2 separate regions of the Mus musculus genome follow, and region 2 is linked to region 1. A link is a loop called in an ENCODE intact Hi-C map of the cell type or tissue named here. Cell type or tissue: heart. All regions are shown on one strand.

Region 1 (5,000 bases):
CGGGCGGGCGGGCGGGCAGGCAGGCAGGCAGGCAGGCAGGCAGGCAGGCAGGCCGGCCGGCCGGCCACAGGAAAACCAATGGGCTTAAAATGTACGAAGTAGCCGGGCATGGTGGCACACGCCTTTAATCCCAGCACTCGGGAGGCAGAGGCAGGTGGATTTCTGAGTTCGAGGCCAGCCTGGTCTACAGAGTGAGTTCCAGGACAGCCAGGGCTATACAGAGAAACCCTGTCTCGAAAAAACAAAACAAAAACAAAAAAAAATATGAAGTGAGATCATGCAAACTCAAAAAGAAAATGTGCGTGCTGTTTCTATATGGGGAGTCTAGCTATAAAATATGTATGTACGTAAAGAAGTTTAACACAAGAACAGAGGTTCTTTTCAACAACCACCTGAGTGAATGGGCAGCCACATGGATCCCCAAGTATCAAAATGTAGCCATTCACTTTAAGCTGTCCAATATTAAGATGGCATCATCTTCCTGCACCTGTTCCTCTGCTGGCAGGGAAACCCAGGACAGAAACATAAAACCTGAGATCACAGCACTGGCGAAACCCTAAGCGATCCTTCTCAATTGCAGGTGTCTTCTTGGCCTTAGTCTGACAATAGAGAGAGGATCTCTCGACTGACACTCGACATCTGCCTGTACGTATGCATGGTTATTTTCACCTGACTCTGAACAGAGCCCTGTAGTAAAAGCGGACAGCCACTTACAGTGAGAGTCCACAGCACCATGTCCACAGCCCCACCCTCCTAACAGAATTTCCAGCTGGCAAAGATGCAGTCTCCTAAGAATAAGATCTGAAATAAATTATGTACTGCTTAGGGCAGCTCATGTTCTTTGAACACATCTCTAAGGAAAGGTATAACAACTGAAAGACCACACTTAGCAATGGAGTCTGAAAAGGACACTGTGTTCTTGACAACAGTTCCTAAGGATCAAAACTGGAAATACCTGAATCTGTGTTTTGGGGTTTTTTGTTTGTTTTCTGTTAAATCCACTGAGCTCAGAAGACAATGATTTAAAATGTTGCACCCACAAGTAAACACACTGAGGGGGATGCTCTTCAGCTGCCTCTACTAAGAGTTAGGCTAATAGCAAATAACTTATTCTTTCCTGTTAGAACTGGAAATAGGTATGATTATATATATGTGTATGTATGTGTGTATATGTATATGTATGTGTATGTGTATGTGTATGTGTATGTGTATGTGTATGTGTATGTGTATGTGTATGTGTATATGTATATGTATGTAGGGGGGGCCTGGAGAGATGGCTCTGTGGTTAAGAACACTGGCTGCTCTTTCACAGGTTCTGAGTTCAAATTCCAGCAACCAGCTCACGGATCTGATGCCCTCTTCTGGTGAGTCTGAAAACAGCAACAGCGTACACACACATAATTGGATTCAATGCCCTAAGAATCACCTAGGAGCAAACCTCTAGGCACACCTATCTCGCAGTCTCTAGACTGTGCTGAGGTGTAAAGACCACCCTAATGTGAGTGGCTCCGTTTCTTGGGCTGGGTTCCCACACTGCAGAAAAGGAAGAAGAGCTGGAGCACCGGCTCACCAAGGACACAGGCTGCTCTTCCCGAGCACCGGGGGCTGTCCTCAGTACACACTGATGGTTCACAACCATGCCTCCAGTCCTAGGGGGGCTAATGTCCTCGGAGTTCTGCGCACACAGAGCACAGACATAGATGTGGGCGAAAACACCCACACACACACAGGGGAAATCAAGCTGAGAATCAGTATCCCTGTCTCTCTGCTTCCAACCTGGCACTGATGCAAAGTGACCAGCCACCTCTCTCCCCAACACCATTCCTCTGCTATCATGGACGTTACCCTCAAAGCTTGAGGCAAAATAAATCCTGTTGTTGTTTGTTTCCCCCCCCCCTGCCCCCCTTGGCTTTTGTCAGGTATTTTGTTGAAAAAGAAAGAAAAGTGATATAGGAAATTAGATAAACCCAAATCATATTTTTAAAGTTATACTTAGTAAGAGGAAAGCTACAGAGCTCAGGAATAAGGCTCAGCGCATGACTGACCGCTTAACTTTGAAACTGCTGGAAATCTTAAAAATGACAAGTCAGTCAGTCAAGTTTCACAAAACCATGCCCCTTCAGCAAAACCCTACTTCCACCAGGGGGCACACGTTTATAATCCAAGCACTGCAGAGGCAGAGGCAGGCAGAGCTCTGCGAGTTCAGGACCAACCTGGTCTACAGAGTGAGTTCCAGGTCAGGAACACACAGCCAGGACCATGTCTCAAAACACAAAAAATATACATACAACAAACCCCAAAACCTTACCTTCCCAACTGGTAGAAGGTGGAAGAGAGCTTGAACGAAAAACCAGAGGAGGTAAACGCCGCACACCCTGGGTTCCCACAGCTCGTGGAGAGCCGGCAGAGGTGGAGGGAAGTGGAGCAGCCCCGGGTCCTTCTGCCTGCACTGCAGCAGCAGCAAGAGGACGCAGGCGGGCAGGCCCAGCATGATGAGGACCGCACCTGCAAGGACAGGCATCAGACCTCATGTGGGCTTTGTATTTATATTTATTTTACTTTCAGGGCAAAACTAGATCTGGTTAGCTGTCTGAAACCAATTTGTAAGGTACCATCAAAAACTCCTCATCTAGGGGGCAGAAGCATCAGCCTGGTGGTTAAAAGCACTTGCTCTCTCACAGAGGACCCAGCACCCACATGGTGGCTCACAACCATCTGTATGTAACTCCAGTTCCAGGGAAGCCAATGTCCTCTTCTGACTGCCCTGAACAACAGGCATACATGCGGTACACATAACAAATTCACAGGTAAACATTCATACATATAAAATGAAGGAAATAAGCCAGGCGTGGTGGAGCACACCTTTAATCCCAGCACTCGGGAGGCAGAGGCAGGAGGATTTCTGAGTTTGAGGCCAGCCTGGTCTACAAAGTGAGTTCCAGGACAGCCAGGGCTACACAGAGAAACCCTGCCTCAAAAAAAAAAAAAAAAAAGAAAAACCTCTCCCTGTCTTGGCTGGGAAAATGCTCAGCAGGGAAGGGCATCTGACACCTGGAGCTCACAGCCAGCATTCATGTGAGCCCCAGAGCATTAGCTTGCTTGCTCTCTCCATCCCTCCCCTACCAAAGTCATAAAATTTAGTAACTTTTAAACTCTCTCCCCATCACTTCCAGTGAGCACACAGCCTTGGGTGAGTGACAAAAGTAGGGTCCACCTCAGAGACCAAGCTCTGAAACTGTCAACTCCAGCCACAAAAAGAGCAGTGTGGAGACGCAGACACCAAACAACGGCTAGGCTAATGTGGTTGCACAGCCTCTGGTAGCCTTGGCCTCCAGCTCTGCCTTGTAGGCAAGAGCCTCTTAGCTCAATGAGTCCCCTGGTCCTCACAGTAGACTTTCTATCCATAGGTTTCTAACATGCAGCTTACTGTCACACACGTGGAGATTATGGGCGAGGACAGCAAGCAGAGCAGGTAACCCAAGCCAGACTATGGGCTGCCACCAGCTCACATGCTCACTCACCGCAGGCTTTGACATACACTCTGTGTTTTGTTTGGGAACTTTTCCCATTATTTATTGACTTTACATCGCAGTCGCAGCCCCCCTCTCACAGCCCTCCCTCCATCCTCCCTGGGTACCAACCCACCCTGGAACATCAAGTCACGGCAGGGCTAGGAGCATCCTCTCCCACTGTACTGGCTGATTTTGTGTCAGCTTGACACAGCTGGAGTTATCACAGAGAAAGGAGCTTCAGTTGAGGAAATGCCTCCATGAGATCCAACTGTAAGGCATTTTCTCAATTAGTGATCAAGTGGGGAGGTCCCCTTGTGGGTGGGACCATCTCTGGGCTGGTAGTCTTGGGTTCTATAAGAGAGCAGGCTGAGCAAGACAGTAATTAACATCCCTCCATGGCCTCTACATCAGCTCCTGCTCCCTGCCTGGCTTGAGTTCCAGGCCTCACTTCTTTCAGTGATGAAAATGTAAGCTGAATAAACCCTTTCCTCCCCAACTTGCTTCTTGGTCATGATGTTTGTGCAGGAATAGAAACCCTGACTAAGACACCCACTGAGGCCAGATAAGACAGCCCAGTTAGAGGAACAAGATCCACAAAGCCTGGCAGTGGTGGCGCACGCCTTTAATCCCAGCACTCAGAAGGCAGAGGCAGGCAGATTTCTGAGTTCAAGGCCAGCCTGGTCTACAGAGTGAGTTCCAGGACAGCCAGGGCTACACAGAGAAACCCTGTCTCAAAAAAAAAAAAAGAGCCACAGACAGGCAACAATCACCCACCCACTTAACCTCCAACCCAAAATTTGTCTGCCTTCAAGAAGCACAGGGAGCTGGTGAGATGGCTCAGCAGGTAAGAGCACCTGACTGCTCTTCCAAAGGTCCTGAGTTCAAATCCCAGCAACCACATGGTGGCTCACAACCATCCGTAACAAGATCTGACTCCCTCTTCTGGTGTGTCTGAAAACAACTACAGTGTACTTACATATAATAAATAAATGAATCTTTAAAAAAAAAGGGGGACAGAAATGGAGCAGAGACTGAGGGAATGGCCAACCAAAGGCTGGCCCAACCTGAGACCCATCCCATGGGCAAGAACCAATCCCTGCCATTATCAATGGCTCTGTTATGCTTGCAGACAAGAGCCTAACGTAACTGTCTTCTGGGAGGCTCCACGCATGCACTCTCTGATCAGCCCATTGGGAAGGCAGCAGGATGCCTTACGCTGCAGCTTGCTTCTGCAGGGAACACCAGCCGGGCCCTCCCTGCCTTCTCTACTCATCAGTAGCAGAGCTCCCAGTCCCTACAGGATCACCACTACCCCTCCTGTACCCTTCCCCATGGCAAGCTCCCTTTATTATGACTTTAAAGTTAGCATCCTTTGTACTTTATGGCTTGTCCCATCATCCTATCCATCTATGCCTCCGTGTGTCCCATGTACCACCCCAGTTGTGCCCTGTACACACACTGCCGTAGCTCCCAGCTCAGGCCTTCATA
Region 2 (5,000 bases), 53 kb after region 1:
TCAGACATACCTAGGAGCAGGCACGTCCTCATTCAGTTATAACCATGCTGGGTCTCAGAGAGCATGGTCCACCTGTCCCCAGAACACTTTGGTTTGAGGGAGCACACAGCACACATTGTCTCTGTAGGGGCTTTGGGTTCTCAAGTGTGTTGAGTTTCTTGGCTCTCAGCAGGAAAAGCATGCCAGGACCTAGGGAAAGGGGCTGCTTCTACACACACACACACACACACACACACACACACACACACACACGCACACGCACACGCACACGCACACGCACACAGAGAGAGAGAGAGAGAGAGAGAGAGAGAGAGAGAGAGAAAGCCCAGCTTCTCAAACCGTGGTCATGACTCTGTATGGGACGGAGCAAATGTTACATCAGAACTAAAGACTCAGTGCATCTCCAGCATTTTGGGCATCGATCAACTGTGGTGCAGAGTGTGGCTTCCCTGCAGACTTGGTTCTGAACACACATGTGTGCTGTGCACCGTGTATGACCTGGTGTCTGAGCGGTAGATGCTGCCTGACCCCTGAGCTCAGATCTGAGATAGGTGCAATACAAACCACAGTGTTTTCACAGCACACACACGGGCTTCTGTTCTTACCCAAACATGGAGGCTTAATCATGGGAAACAAACACTTTTGATATTTTCCCACTGACACCCCTCAGCATGTATCCCACAAATGTATCTCTGGGTTGTATTATGTAAGCATATTTGATTTTCAGATTTGCTGTTTGAGCTGCTGTCTTGAATTTCATTTTAAAAAAAAATCATTAAGTGAATTGTGGCTCTGAGACTAAGACAGAATTCCCCACAATTTCTGAAATGGCTCTAGACATATTTCTGCTATTTTGAATTTACATTGCCTCTGAAAAATACTGGAGATATTCCATGTTCTACAGTGTGAAATATATAGCCAATGTCATATTCCTTATGTAAATATAACAAACCTCTATACAAACTTGCTTTCATCCTTAATAAATGCTATAATTATATGTATGTCTAAGAATCGCTTTTAAAATTTCTTTGTGAGTTATTACTTGTAAATGTAATTGTTTGCTTTTTTTTTTTTTTTTTTTTTTGTCTCTATATTGCTAGGGTCTCATACAGGGGTGGCGAACAGAAAAAGTTTAAGCCCTGCCCTAAAGACTAGCCCCCCCTCCCAAATACTCCCATCCCCCTCTCTGGAGCAGATGGCCTGGTAAGTTCTGGCAGGCACCTGGGGTTACTCTGTGCTCTCCCTGTACCCACAGCCAGTGCAGGTCTCAGTGTCTCAGCACCCTGTACCCACAGCCAGTGCAGGTCGCAGTGTCTCAGCACCCAGACCAGGCAATGAGTATTCCAAAGCCCGGAATGGATGCGATCTACGTCCCTCATCCGGGCCCCCACTGCCTGGAGGACTGTGTGAAAGAACTTCCCAGCCACCAGACTACTGTGGACCATGTACCTCAGCCAAGTAAACGGAGACAAAGGGATAGTTGGTGGGAGATGGGATGAAGCCTGAAACCCGGGACCATCTATAGGTGTAGCTCTGTTACAGCGCCACCATGTGGTGAGCTTCAGAGTAAGGATGGTGTGAGAGGGGTCGGGGTGGGGTGCGGGTGGGGCCTGAAAGCCTGGCCTCTAGGCTGAGGGACCTACCTCTGGGAAGCCCTTTTCAGATCTTCCTTAACCCAGGTTTCATGCAGCGGCCCCAGAGGGACTTGAACCCCTGCCCAGCTGGCGGACCTCACTCCAACACTCTCTTAGGACGCAAGGTTGGCGGGAAATTTCTGTCTCATAACTCGTACTCTGGCAGGAAAGTCCTAAATCCTCAGAGTAAGAGACTAGAGGCCTAGATGGGGTCCTGTTCTCTGGGTGAAGGCGCCTAGCGTTCAGTGCAGCAATGGATGGGGAGAGAGAAAAGTGGGTCAGCTTCTTGGTGGGGGAGGGTGAGCCCAGAGGATGCGCCAACTAGGGTCATCCCAAGTGTCGTTTCAGCAAGGAAATTCGGGAAGAACCGCTATGCCGCAGAGGCCAGTCTGCACAGGGTTGGCATGAGGCCCTGGCTACTGGCTTTGACTTGAGAAAGAAAGCACAGACCAACATACACCTGGCACTGCACCCAGTCAGCCAGCCCTGGGTAAGCTGGGTATTTGGCAGCACTCCTCCTGGGAGCCCAAGTGAGAGGGAAGTGAGCCGCAATTTAGCGAGGTTGAGTGGGACCGGAAACAAGATGTGGCAAGCTCTGGCAGGTCCCAGGGTGGGCCTAGAGCGCCACCTGGTTTTGGACTACCGATCATCAGGCAAACACCGTTTTCCTGACCCATGCACCATCTTTGACACTGGTCAGTTATCTGGCTGGAGGCCAGAGCTTTAGTGAGAGTGGTAGCCTCTTCCCCAAGCCCAGAGGGTAAGGCATGTCTTTGCCTTTCTCAGCCAAGTTGGGGGGCGGGGAGCAGGAAGGATGAAAAGATGAAGGAATCCTTTGTGCTTTGACAGTGTCCAGGCAGGAAAGAACAGCCTTTCTAAGGATGTAAAAGCCATCCATGGGGTTGCCCATGGCCCAGCAGGGAGAGGCTTTCTCTGCTGGGCAGTTTAAGGACAGCCTGCTTCCCGAGGCAGCAATGCAGTGCACACTGCCCTCTGGGCAGTGACCTGGGCTTTGTATAGGCACACAGATCCCCAGGGATGGAGAACAGTGAGGGACTCTTGAGCATAGCCTGAGGTCAATGTGGCAGAGACGGGACCTCTGAGCTCAGGAGTTCCTAGGTAAACTCTGGGTGGGAGGGATCCCTGAGATGGAACAGTGATGCACAGTCCTCCTCAGGGAGGTGCAAGCTGGTGTTAGGCTTAACTTGATGTGGGAAACAATGGCTGGCTGTGTGTTCCCAGTTCAGCGTTAGACAGCTGTTCCTCCTGCAAGAGACCCTCTTGACTGACAGGAAAGGGCAGTAAGTCCATGGGCTATAGCTCCACGGTAGAATGCTCATTTAGCACCTGTCAGACCCATGGCAGAAGAGCCCCAAGACAGGAGGTGTCACTCCATGCCAAGCCCCACCCAGCTCTGACAAGAAGATCCTAAACCCAGCGTGGTGGTGGCACACACCTTTAATCCCAGCACTGGGGAGGCAGAGGCAGGTGGATCTCTGTGAGTTCTGGGCCAATCTAGTCTAAGTTGCAGGACAGCCAGAGCTACATAGTGAGAGTCTATCTCAAAACAACCACCAAAAACGTAGGAAAAGGAGGAGGAGAGGGAGAGGAGGGAGAGGTGGTCCTGAGCATGTCAAAATCTACACGACATCGGTTTTTTATTTTCTCATTTCAACTTCACCACAGCCTTGAGGAAGCAGGTTGGCCTAGATCTCTACCATTGTCCTCTGTCAATGTGGGGAAGCCTGGTCCCAGGCCCTGGGGAAATCACTGTTTCTAAGGTGGCTCCTGCTTAGGCTGCCCAAGACAGTCTTGCCACTTCACTGCTGCCTGCACAGAATCCCCAGACATGAGACAAACACCTCAGCACGCAGGGCCTCAAATTTGGTGTCTGCTCACCCAGAGCTGTAGAGCCGCAGCCGCTCCCATCAGTCACCAGCCTAGGAGAGGGCCCAGAATCTGCACTTTAACACAGTTACACTCAAGGAAGCCCATCCACACTGGCTTCAGAAAGGCCCCGAGCACACAGGAACACCCGCTGCTCCCTCAACGTCTTTTCTTGGTGTTCACCTCTTCTGGAAGTCCTCACCAGAGCTGCTTCTTGGCCTTTTCTCAACAGATGAACAAATTGCTTTTGGGAATAGGTGTATGTCACACAATATTTGCGATAAAATCATTTTTACTCTAAGGTTACTGTCAACCTGAAATTTAAATGTAACTGAGCATCTGGGTAGTGTCTCTGTTGTTGTTGGTGGTGGTGGTGGTTTTTCTTGGCGTCAATTTTTGGTGACAGGAAGTGGACACGGGACCTCGCACATACCAGACACATACAGGCTTTCCCACACTGATCTATACCTGCAGTCCAATTTCTAATTAACCACTTATTTCTTGTTTTGTTTTGTTTTTAAGATTTATTTATTTTATGTATGTGAGTACACTGTAGCTATCTTCAGACACACCAGAAGAGGGCGTCAGATCTCATTACAGATGGTTGTGAGCCACCATGCTGGGAATTGAACTCAGGATTTCTGGAAGAGCAGTCGGTGCTCTTAACTCCTGAGCCATCTCTCCAGCCCTAACCACTTACTTGTTAATAAGTTAAATGAGATCTGTTTATTTTTATTTTATGTGCATGGATGCTTTGCCTAGATGTATGTCTGTCCACCACGTGTGCCTGGGGCCTGTGGGAAACAGAAGAGGGCAATGGAAGCCCTGGAATTGGTGTTCCAGGCTATCGAGAGCCACTGTGGGGTGCTGGGAAACCCAGGACAGCTTCTCCTGTACCACCCAGGACAGTTTCTCCTGTGCCGTTGAGTTGCTATCTCTGGCAACCCTACACCCGTGGGACTTCTGGCACCTCGACCCTGAGAGTAGGCAGGCATTAGCTGGAGCCTTCAGGGCCATAGGAGGCTCAGCAGAACTTCCTGCCCTAACTCTAACAGGGAGGAAGAGAAGAACAAACAGCTACAGAGATTAAGAAAGCATTTGCTTCCTTGAGACAACTCGAGGGAAAGACTATTTCCAACTCTAGTTTCTTTCATTTGTCTCACGGAAATGGCCACCATGGGAACACAAAGCCAGAAGCTCCTCCGGGAATCTGCCAGTCGGGGACTCCAACGTGACTGTTTCAGCAGGATGTCCCCAGGCACTTCTGCGGGATGCTTTAAGTGCCTGACTTGATGGGGTTTTATTTTCTACAACTTACTATTTTTTTTTTAACTTTTGCTTTCTATATATTTAGAAATTAGCCAGGCAGTGGTGGCACATACCTTTAATCCCAGCACTCGGGAGGCAGAAGCAGGCAGATTTCTGAGTTCAAGGCCAGCCTGGTCTACAGAGTGAGTTCCAGGACAGCCAGGGCTACAC

The links. Peaks named below come from ENCODE experiments on the same cell type or tissue, not always from the same donor. Only the 100,000 strongest peaks of a DNase experiment are listed, where the experiment ranks them.
Region 2: it touches region 1 in a loop (4-fold over the local background); 11 of 42 quality-filtered maps call a loop at or near these places.

Annotation. Positions count from the first base shown.
Region 1 is chr1:181,826,404-181,831,403 of GRCm38, forward strand. It overlaps Lbr (lamin B receptor), which reads right to left. Exons shown (of 14, transcript NM_133815.2): 6 at 2,309-2,505. Among named protein-coding and RNA genes, the nearest start is that of Lbr, 13 kb to the right of the region's middle. In heart, CTCF peaks have their summits at 1,371 (motif pointing left) and 2,143 (motif pointing right); no DNase peak of the experiment used is centred here.
Region 2 is chr1:181,879,536-181,884,535 of GRCm38, forward strand. Gm33669 (a long non-coding RNA gene) reads left to right here. Exons shown (of 4, transcript XR_865801.2): 2 at 1,101-1,445; 3 at 1,691-1,759. Among named protein-coding and RNA genes, the nearest start is that of Gm33669, 3.6 kb to the left of the region's middle. In heart, CTCF peaks have their summits at 1,559 (motif pointing left) and 2,265; a DNase peak (open chromatin) is centred at 2,146; H3K4me3 peaks cover 368 bases; H3K27ac peaks cover 912 bases.